2 separate regions of the Homo sapiens genome follow, and region 1 is linked to region 2. Evidence: chromatin loops called from intact Hi-C (ENCODE). Cell type or tissue: endothelial cell of umbilical vein. All regions are shown on one strand. Region 1 overlaps CAPRIN2 (caprin family member 2). Region 2 has its middle 12 kb from the start of LINC00941.

Region 1 (5,000 bases), 81 kb after region 2:
GAAGAACAGGATTCAAAACAGCCAGAGACTCCAAAATCCTGGGAAAACAATGTTGAGAGTCAAAAACACTCTTTAACATCACAGTCACAGATTTCTCCAAAGTCCTGGGGAGTAGCTACAGCAAGCCTCATACCAAATGACCAGCTGCTGCCCAGGAAGTTGAACACAGAACCCAAAGATGTGAGTTGATCTGTATCATTCTGCTTCTGTAAGTGTAGGCATAAATAAGGTGTCGTGGTAATGACTTTTTAGTTCTCTTTTTTTTTTTTTTTTGAGATGGAGAAACACTCTGTTACCCAGGCTGGAGTGCAGTGGCACTATCTCTGCTCACTGTAACCTCCGCCTCCTGGATTCAAGCGATTCTCTTGCCTCAGCCTCCTGAGTAGCTGGGACTACAGGCGCATGCCACCACACCTGGCTAATTTTTTTGTATTTTTAGTAGAGACGGGGTTTCACTGTGTTAGCCAGGATGGCCTGGATCTCCTGATCTCGTGATCCAACCGCCTCGGCCTCCCAAAGTGCTGAGATTACAGGCGTGAGCCATTGTGCCCGGCCTTAGTTCTCTTCAAAGCCCATGTGAAGTTAATGTATAAAATATTTCACCCTCTTTAGTGGGTAGATTTATTGTTTTCCCTTGAAAACTGGGAGTTAATCTAGTCTGTCTTTAAGTCTAATCTGAGATGAAATTTCTGCAATTATAAAATGTTGTTTTAATGCCAAATTTTAACAATATAACATGATATGAAAATAGTAGATAGTTTAGATAAGACCATAATGACATAATGTGAACAAGTGAGTAATGCAAATGCTTGTCACAGGATGGGAGATACTGTATTTCATTTGTTGTCATTTACCTGCTATACGAATAACTTTTTCTGACAAGTTATATTTTTCTATATTCTCTTGCTTCTCTTCTACTCATTTATGGTCACTCAGTTTAGCCCAGGTCTTTATGAAGAAGGTTTATGGTGGTTGCAGATATTTCAGTATTGGGGGAAGGATTTGAATTAGTTCTCTATTTCCATTTCAAAATGAGAATTTTTCCAAAGATAGGAAAACTGTTGGCATTAAATATTTTGTAGTTAGGTTTTGGAGAACAAGATTCAGTTAAAACATAAGGCCACATTCTTTTAAGGATAAATAACCTGTTTCAGGTAGATAACACTTACATTGAATAATTCTTGGGTACAGTGCTATGTTAGGGTTGCCTTTTATTAAATTGTAAATTACTTATTTACTACTATTTATAATGCAAACTTGTTACCACCTCATTTGCTGAGATATGTGAACTTGTGCTTCCAGTGTTCTCTATCTCTATGGAGTAGTCTTCCTTGCACATCTGTGCCATTTTAGCTAAAGGCTTTCTGATAAACCATTGGACCTCTAATATAATAATATGAAAAACATTTTGCTTGGGGAAAGCAAAGCATTGCATTTTATAAGTAAATTACCTTTGGCTTAATTCTGTATGGGAACAAAATTTTAGAGTTATTTGGCTATTTTGCTCTCCTTTCTCTCTCAAGTTGCTAATATTAATTTTAGCTTCTTCCTGACCCTACAGAAGATTGTCAGCTTTATTTTATTAACCAAATATCACACAACAGTAACTGTAATGTAACTATTTTGAAAAACATTTAAAAACCCAATTTAATATCTCAAAGCTGCTTTTAAAAACCTGACTTAAAATTCCAGTAGGTGTAGCAATGCAGAACCTTTATCATACCAGAATATTATCATGCTATTTGATGAATTGCATTTAAAATCAGTGTTACATATTTGGAAAGGTCAAAACATATTTAATTTGCTTTTGTGGGACAGATAGCGTTATATTGAAGTTGTAGGGTTTTTCAGTTACTGAGAGGAGAGGATACTTCTATGTGTAATATAGTATTTTTCTGTCTTTCTTGGAATCTGAGCTGTCTAGAATATTGACTAAGTACAGTCAAGTGCAGAATAGAGTTCAAAGCCAAAAGACTAGATAACATGAAATTAATCACTGATGTTCATACCTTCCTCCTAAAAGAGTCCCATATGTACTCACTTATGGTCTCTTAACTCTTATTTTATCTGGTACCTTTGACAAACTTAGCTGTGTGTCTTCTTTGATTAGAAGGTGGAGAAGAGGAGCTAGTGGAGACTGGCATGTTGACAGCTATAAAAAGTAACTGTAAATTGGTCTAATTCAGAATGTGCATCAATTTTAAGCAATTTAGGATGGATATCAGTAGCCCCCAAGAGTGTACTTACTTTATAACAAAATATATGTATCCCTCTCAATTTTAGGGTATGTGTATGTATGTACTTATATATGTATTTACATTTTGATTTCTGAAATCAGATACATCTTAAAACTGGGATGTACATTTAATGTGGTAGTAGTAATTTTTGCCCTGGAAAAAAAAATCATTGGTATGTCTTATTGTCAGTGGCATCTTATCCTAGAGGACATATGGTAACTCATGTCCATAATGAAAACACTCTTAACAAGGAAGTTCTGCTGGATCTTCCCTTTAAAAGGAATATTTTGTGTTTTAGAAAGAGTTCCATGAAAATTGTGAAGGGGAAAAATCTGTTTAAAGTTTGCTTATTTAGAAAAGGTATTTATGAGAAAATTCTTTACCTGTGATAAGTGAACATTGCTGTTTTTTCTTTTCCTTTAAGATGTAGTGATAAACTGTTTCCTAGATTAGGCTCTTGAATTTGCATTTCACTCTTACACATTATGGGTTTATCTTGTAGGTGCCTAAGCCTGTGCATCAGCCTGTAGGTTCTTCCTCTACCCTTCCGAAGGATCCAGTATTGAGGAAAGAAAAACTGCAGGATCTGATGACTCAGATTCAAGGAACTTGTAACTTTATGCAAGTATGAGTCATTTACAAAATCTTAAATGATATTCATGGGGCTTCTGACTGGAAACATTACAGTGAAATTATTAAGAGCATAGATTATTCTGTCAAGTCCTGGCTCTGCTGCCTCCTAGCTCTCCTAGCCTGGAGTTTAGGCAAATTACTTGATTCTGCCTCAGTTTATTTATTTGAAAAATGAGGATTATTGTTCCTACTTTCTAAGTTTGTTAGAACAAAAAAAAATGAATTAAGCATGTGAAAAGCTTAACTTGCTCAAGGATCATTACTGCTATAGATTATCAGTACTGAGAACTGTGAGAACCTACTCTGTGCCTGATATTGTTAGATACCATTGTAGTACAGATACAGAAAATGAGACATTCATTGCCTTCAAGGAATTTATATTCCAGTTGTAGAAGATTGTAAATTTATGTTAAATCAATAGTTAAATGATAAATTGTGTTATACAATATGTTTAAGTTGTGAGATACAGACACAGAATTTGAGAATGGTATGAGATTACTGAGGGCTAAAGTAGTCAAATAAGTATTTTTGTTTAGTAAAAGATCCTGAGCTTTGAATATGGGCCTGGGTTTAAATTCTGTTACTTACCAGCTGTTTATTTAACCTCCAACACTTATTTGCAAAATGTAGGAATTGCCTATACCATCAGATTAGTTGAAGATGTAAGAACTAAAATGCTCCCTGCAAATGTGTAGCTTAAGTATGCAAAATACTGGAAACTTTTCTGAGAGAACCGAGATAGGCAGATACAAGAGCGTGATTTCTCATCTTGAAAATGTTTTAACAGCATGAGCTAGTAAATGGTTGAGATAAATAGATGCTCTTTGGTTGGGTGTAATAAAAATGGGGGTTCTGATTAGACTAGGATTGATGGCTATGTTTAGGACCTTAGTAAGGTCAAGAGTTTCTTTTCTGACTTAGGCCTTAGATTTAGTATTGTAGGCTTTTGTTTTGTTTTGTTTAAAGACAGGGTCCCACTCTGCTTGTCGAGGCTAGGGTGCAGTGGTGTGGTCAAAGCTCACTGCAGCCTCGAATTCCTGGGCTCAAGCGATCCTCTTGTTTTAGCCTCCTGAGCATCTGGGACTACAGGCACATACCACCATGCCTAGCTAATTCTTCAAAAAATTTTTAGTAGCAACAAGGTCTCGCTTTTTTTCCATGCCGGTCTCGAACTCCTGAGCTCAAGCGATCCTTCTACCTCAGCCTCCCAGAGTGCTGGGGTTACAGGTGTGAGCCACTGCGCACGGCCTACTCTTGTGGTTTTAGCACTCTACACAGCCTTAAGTTATGGCAGTTACTTTAGATTTTATTTTTAATTCTTAATTTCTTTATCTATGGAGACTAGTTTTGGCATCCTGAGACAGTGATTAGCTAGATACCTATAGCTTTAGCTAGATATTTATGTGTAGCTAATAGACTATAGGCAGCATCATGAATAATTCAATGGTAATAGCTTTTAAATGAGTAATCTCTGTTTCCACTCTTTATTTAAAATCATATCTTTAGGAGTCTGTTCTTGACTTTGACAAACCTTCAAGTGCAATTCCAACGTCACAACCGCCTTCAGCTACTCCAGGTAGCCCCGTAGGTATGTAATCATTCTAAAGACTTGGAGCAAACGTCTTGAGCTAACAGCTATTTGTTGTTGTTGTCTTTTCAAATGATTTTATTTTAGATGTCCTAATATGTTGGTGTATTAATTTATTCTAACTGTATCCATCTGTTACCAGTTATATGTGGGTAAATTACCATTAGGACATTAGTGTACTTAACTGACTTGTTTTCATTTTTTGGAGAAAGGCTCTGGATGGGTGAATGGAAATACTCAATAGCTGTTTTTGTAATTTATGTTGTTGGTGGAGTGAATTCTGACTAGAAGTTGCTTGACTCCTTTGGACTCTAAATCTAGTGTTGAGGCTTTTGGGTCTTAACTACGGGTGTGATTACCACAATGAAGTGTAGAACAGTGATTAACACAGTAACTAACAAAAGAGCCTGCATTCAAATCTGGTCTGATGCTTCAAAGCTTGGGCTTTTTGCTCCACATTTGTTTCTCTCCAGAGAGGAGTGACATAAAGCTAGTCCAGCTTTAGTGAGCAGTATATACCAGCTTGAAGATTGGTGTAGCAA
Region 2 (5,000 bases):
GGGCCAGGTGCAGTGGCTCACTTGTAATCCTAGTACTTTGGGAGGCTGAGGCAGGCAGATCACCTGAGGTCAGAAGTTCGAGACCAGCCTGGCCAACATGGTGAAACCCTGTCTCTACTAAAAATACAAAAATTAGCCAGGTATGGTGATGGATGCCTGTAATTCCAGCTACTCAGAAGGCTGAGGGAGGAGAATTGCTTGAACCTGGGAGGTGGAGATTGCAGTGAGCCGAGATTGTGCCACTGAACTCCAGCTTGGGCAACAGAGTGAGACTGTCTCAAAAAAAAAAAGATTTTCTGAATATATTGAAATGAGTTTTCTCATCTTGTCATGAGATGAAAATTTTTTTCTTTGCTCTACGGTTGTGGCGAATGTGCTACTATTATTGTATTGTAGTCTATCTCTACCTTCAGAGATAGTAATGTTCGTTTTATATACTTGGAAGCTCCAGTGTTGAGTGCACAGATATTTCTAATTATTATATCCTCTTGCTAAATGGACCCCTTTGTCATTATGTAGTGACCTTCTTTGTCTCTTTGCAATCTTTGATTTGTGTCTCTATAGGTGAAGTGGGTTTCTTATAGGCGGCATATAGTTGGGTCTTATTTCTTTATTTGTTCAGCCACTCTATGCCTTTTAATTATAGAATTGAGTCCATTTACATTCAGTGTTGTTACTGAAAAGGTAGGACTTATTAGTGCCATTTTCTTCCTTATTTTCTGATTGTTTTGTAACTCCTCTCTTTCTTCCTTTTCTTACTGTCTTTCTTTGTAGTTATTTTCTCTGGTAGTATGTTTTAATTGATCACTTGTTATTTTTAGTGAATCTGTTGTTGGTTTTTGTACTGTGGTTACCATCAGGCTTACAAAAAACATCTCATAGGTGTAACATGTGAATTTAAAGAGATAACAACTTATCTTAGGTCACACAAAAAATAGGAGCAAACAAGGAAAAAAACCCTCTACACTTTAACTCCACTCCTGCAACACACATTTTGACTTTATATTGCCTCAATTTACTTATTTTATATTGCCTGTCTCTTATCAAGTTGCTGTAGGTATTATTGTTTTTAATAGGTTTGTCTTTTGGATTCATACTAGGGTTATAAGTATTTATAAGTATATAAATACACAGTTATGGTATTAGACTACTCTGGGTTTGTCCGTATACTTGATTTTACCAATGGGTTTTGTATCTTCAAATGTTTTCTTTATTTACATTAATGTTTTTTCCTTTCAGAATAAGTAATTACCTTTAGCATTTCTTGTAAGATGAGTCTGGTGGTGGTGAATTCTCTCAGCTTTTGTTTGTCTGGAAAAGACTTTATCTTTCCTTCATATCTGAAAGATAACTTTGCTGGATAAAATATTCTTGGATGTCTGCTTTTTTTCACTCAGCACATTGAAAGTGTCATCTCACTCTTTTTTGGCCTATACAGTTTCTGTTGAGAAGTCTCTTGCCAGATGAATTAGAGCTCCTTTGTATGTTATTTGTTTCTTTTCTCTTGCTGCTGTTAGGATCCTCTCTTAAAAGAGAGAAAGGATCCTCTGTTTGTCATTGACCTTTGAGAGTTTGAAGATTATATAACCTTAGGTTAGTCTTATTTGGGTAAAAAATATTTGGTGTTCTTTTACTTCCCTGTACCTGAATATTTATCTTTTTCTCATGTTTTGGAAAGTTTTCTATTATTTCTTTGAATAAGGTTTCTACACTTCGCCCTTCCTCAACTCTCTCTTCAATACCAATGATGTTTAATTTTGTCTTTTCAGGTAATTTTCTGTATCTTGTAGGTGATCTGTTTCTTTTCTTTTTTCTTCTTTGTCCTCTAACTGTGAATATTTAAATAGCTTCTCTTTAAGCTCACTGACTCTTTCCTCTGTTCAATGCATTTTGCTGTTGAGGGCCTGTAATTAATTTTTTAGTCCAGCAAATGTATTGCTCAATTCCAAGATTTCTGTTTGATTTTTAAAAAATTATTTCAATCTCTTTGTTAAATTTCTCTGATAAATTTCTAAATTTGTTTTCTGTGTTATCTTGGAGGTCACTGCGTTTTCTCAAAACTATTATTTTGAGCCGGGCATGGTGGCTCATGCCAATAATTCCAGCATATTGGGAGTCTGAGGTGGGAAGATCACTTGAGGCCAGGAGTTTGAGATGAACCTGGGCGAGATGGTGAAACCCCATCTCTACTAAAAATACAAAAATTAACCAGGTGTGGTGGTGCATGCGTGTAATCTCAGCTACTTGGGAGGCTGAGGCACAAGAATCACTTGAACCTGAGAGATGGGGGTTGCAGTGAGTCAAGATTGCGCCACTGCACTCCAGACTGGGTGACAGATTAAGGCTCTGCCTAAAAAAAAAACAAAAAAAAAACTATTATTTTAAATTCTTAGAGAGTTCACATATTGCCTGCCATCTTATTAAGATCAGTCACTGGTTCCTTGTTTGGTTGTTTGAAAAAGTCATGGTTCCCTGATTGCTGTTGTTTCTTGTGGATGTACATCTATGTCTTTCATTTAAGGATTAGCTCTTTATTCCAGTCTTCTTGGTGTGGCTTGTTTTGGTTTTTATTGGATATGTTTGCTTACAGATTGTAATTTATCTGTTGACTTCTTTTTTTTCCTTGCTAGGTCACTGCCTTCTTTTTGTCACTAGATGGCACTTTAAGCCCAGGTTTGCTACAGTTCTAGTAAATGATCAGAGTGCTTCCCAGCCCAAATGGGGAGATGCCAAATGAAATATCGCAGTAGTGCAGGAAGGCTGCCTAGGGTGTTCTGCCCAGAGCACGAACCTGTTGAATGAACCTCCTACAGCATGGTGCTGCTGAAGAGCTACTCTGATTTGTGCCTCATTTCGCTGAGTTACAGAGGTTCCAGGGCTGAGGATGGCAGTCTCACTTCCCTCCTTTGTCTCTGGCTGCCCTCAGGAATAGTTTTCCTTTCAAGGTACTCCTGATGCTTCCCTTGGGTTGAGGCAGGGATGGGTCTCCTGCCAGAGAACCCAAGATGCTGGGGAAGCTGGTTGTCCACCTCAACCTCGGTTTTTCCAGTGTGGAAACTATAAGTCAGGGAGAAATTTTCCGTACACTTGGTGCTGAGCAGACTGGGAGGAAAGGCATTGTGGACACGAAAGTCTGATTCTCTTACCATCTTCTCAAAGTTTTTCACTTCTCTGTGGCCCCAGGAACTGTCTCATCTTCATATTCAAGTTTGACATATTGCTGGTAATAATCTCAGCGCTATATATTTGTTTTTGGTTTTCTGTGGAAGAAGCTTGATTCTATGCTGCCATTTTGGAACCCCTGGTGAAATTTTGATTAAGAAATATTCTGGGCTGGGCGCGGTGGCTCACGCTTGTAAATCCCAGCACTTTGGGAGGCCGAGGCGGACGGATCACAAGGTCAGCAGATCGAGACCATCCTGGCTAACACGGTGAAACCCCGTCTCTACTAAAAATACAAAAAATTAGCCGGGCGTGGTGGCGGGTGCCTGTATTCCAGCTACTCAGGAGGCTGAGGCAGGAGAATGGCGTGAACCTGGGAGGTGGAGCTTGCAATGAGCCACGATAGCGCCATTGCACTCCAGCCTGGGCGACAGAGCGAGACTCTGCCTCAAAAAAAAAAAAAAAAGAAAGAAAAGAAAAAGAGAAAAAAAAAAAGAAATATTCTGCAAATGTTTTTATATTTTACTTCCTTTTCAATTACCACCATCAGCATTCTGCAGCCATGTTATTGACAAGCACTTTCACATAGCTCTATACACCTCACCACATTGTTCTCACTCCCTTTCATAAATAGGAATTACTTCTAAGCCTCTGATTCTATGGACTCATCTTGCTTCATCTCTCTCAACATTCTTTGTATTCTGTCATCTGCAACCCTCTCTCTTCCTTTAAATTTTACTGCACCTTTTCATTAAAATATAAATGTAATTCCTATTCTTGGACCTAATGATTCCCTACTTTGGCTTCACATAACAGGAAGAACTCCAGCCTAAGAGTTAGGAATTTCTGATTTATTTACTAAGTACAACACCTAGCTCTCTCTTTACCCTCGGCTCCCACAATGGCTGTGCTGGTTCTCTCTTTACCCTGGGCTCTGCCACTGACTGTGTAGCCTCAGGCTATTAATTTAGCCATCAGAGCCTCAATTTACTTATTGTTAGGTGAAAAGATTAAATCACTGTTGTGGTTTTGTTATGTGATGGTGGTGGTTTGTTTTTCCTTTGTTAATACTAAAACTCTTTCAACAATCTAATGAAATTCATGAACTCTCTAAGGTAAAGCACATTCACACACACATTTTGCAAATAATTTCCAAGTGTTTACAAACTTCCCAGAGCCTATTCATGGACTTGAGCCTAATAATCCTTAGACTGGATATACCCCTTTCTTAATAGTTCTCTCTGGCACTAATTCCTCTTAAAATTAAAAATTAAAAAATTGCAATTTCTATTCCTGCTAAGAATTCATATTTGAGAAAAATGGTTCTGACATCTCTCAGCCATATTCTGATAATCAGAATTTTTAAAAGTCCCTATGCTAAGAAGGTAAGTGGTTTAGGCAAAAAAAGCTCCATAAATCTCAATCTCCTAACCTTTTGATCTGCCCACCTTGGCCTCCCAAAGTGCTGAGATTACAGGCATAAGCCACCTGTTTTTTGCCTCCTAGAAATAAAAGCTAATCACTTGTAGAATTTGGTGGCATTCTCCCTTTGGGTAATTGCTCCAGCCATGTGAAATCCTTGCTTCTCCTTTGCCTTCCACCATGACTGTAAGTTTCCTGAGGCCTTCCTAGAAGCAGAAGCCATTATGCTTCCTATACAACCTGCAGAACCTCTTTTCTTTATAAATTTACCTAGTCTCAGGTATTTGTAGCAATGTGAGAACAGACTAATACAGAAAATTGGTACTGACGAGTGGGGCGTTGCTATAATGATACCTGAAAATGTGGAAGCATCTTTGGAATTGGGTAACTGGCAGAAGTTGGAAGAATGTGGAGGC

The links. Hi-C counts contacts between places; a loop is a spot of excess contacts. Peaks named below come from ENCODE experiments on the same cell type or tissue, not always from the same donor. Only the 100,000 strongest peaks of a DNase experiment are listed, where the experiment ranks them.
Region 1: it touches region 2 in a loop (3-fold over the local background); 4 of 110 quality-filtered maps call a loop at or near these places.

Annotation. Positions count from the first base shown.
Region 1 is chr12:30,723,828-30,728,827 of GRCh38, reverse strand. CAPRIN2 (caprin family member 2) reads left to right here. Exons shown (of 19, transcript NM_001385503.1): 9 at 1-180; 10 at 2,740-2,862; 11 at 4,377-4,458. Among named protein-coding and RNA genes, the nearest start is that of CAPRIN2, 29 kb to the left of the region's middle. In endothelial cell of umbilical vein, no CTCF peak of the experiment used is centred here; a DNase peak (open chromatin) is centred at 2,837; H3K27ac peaks cover 579 bases.
Region 2 is chr12:30,805,291-30,810,290 of GRCh38, reverse strand. No RefSeq gene overlaps it. Among named protein-coding and RNA genes, the nearest start is that of LINC00941, 12 kb to the right of the region's middle. In endothelial cell of umbilical vein, a CTCF peak has its summit at 2,635 (motif pointing right); a DNase peak (open chromatin) is centred at 2,700.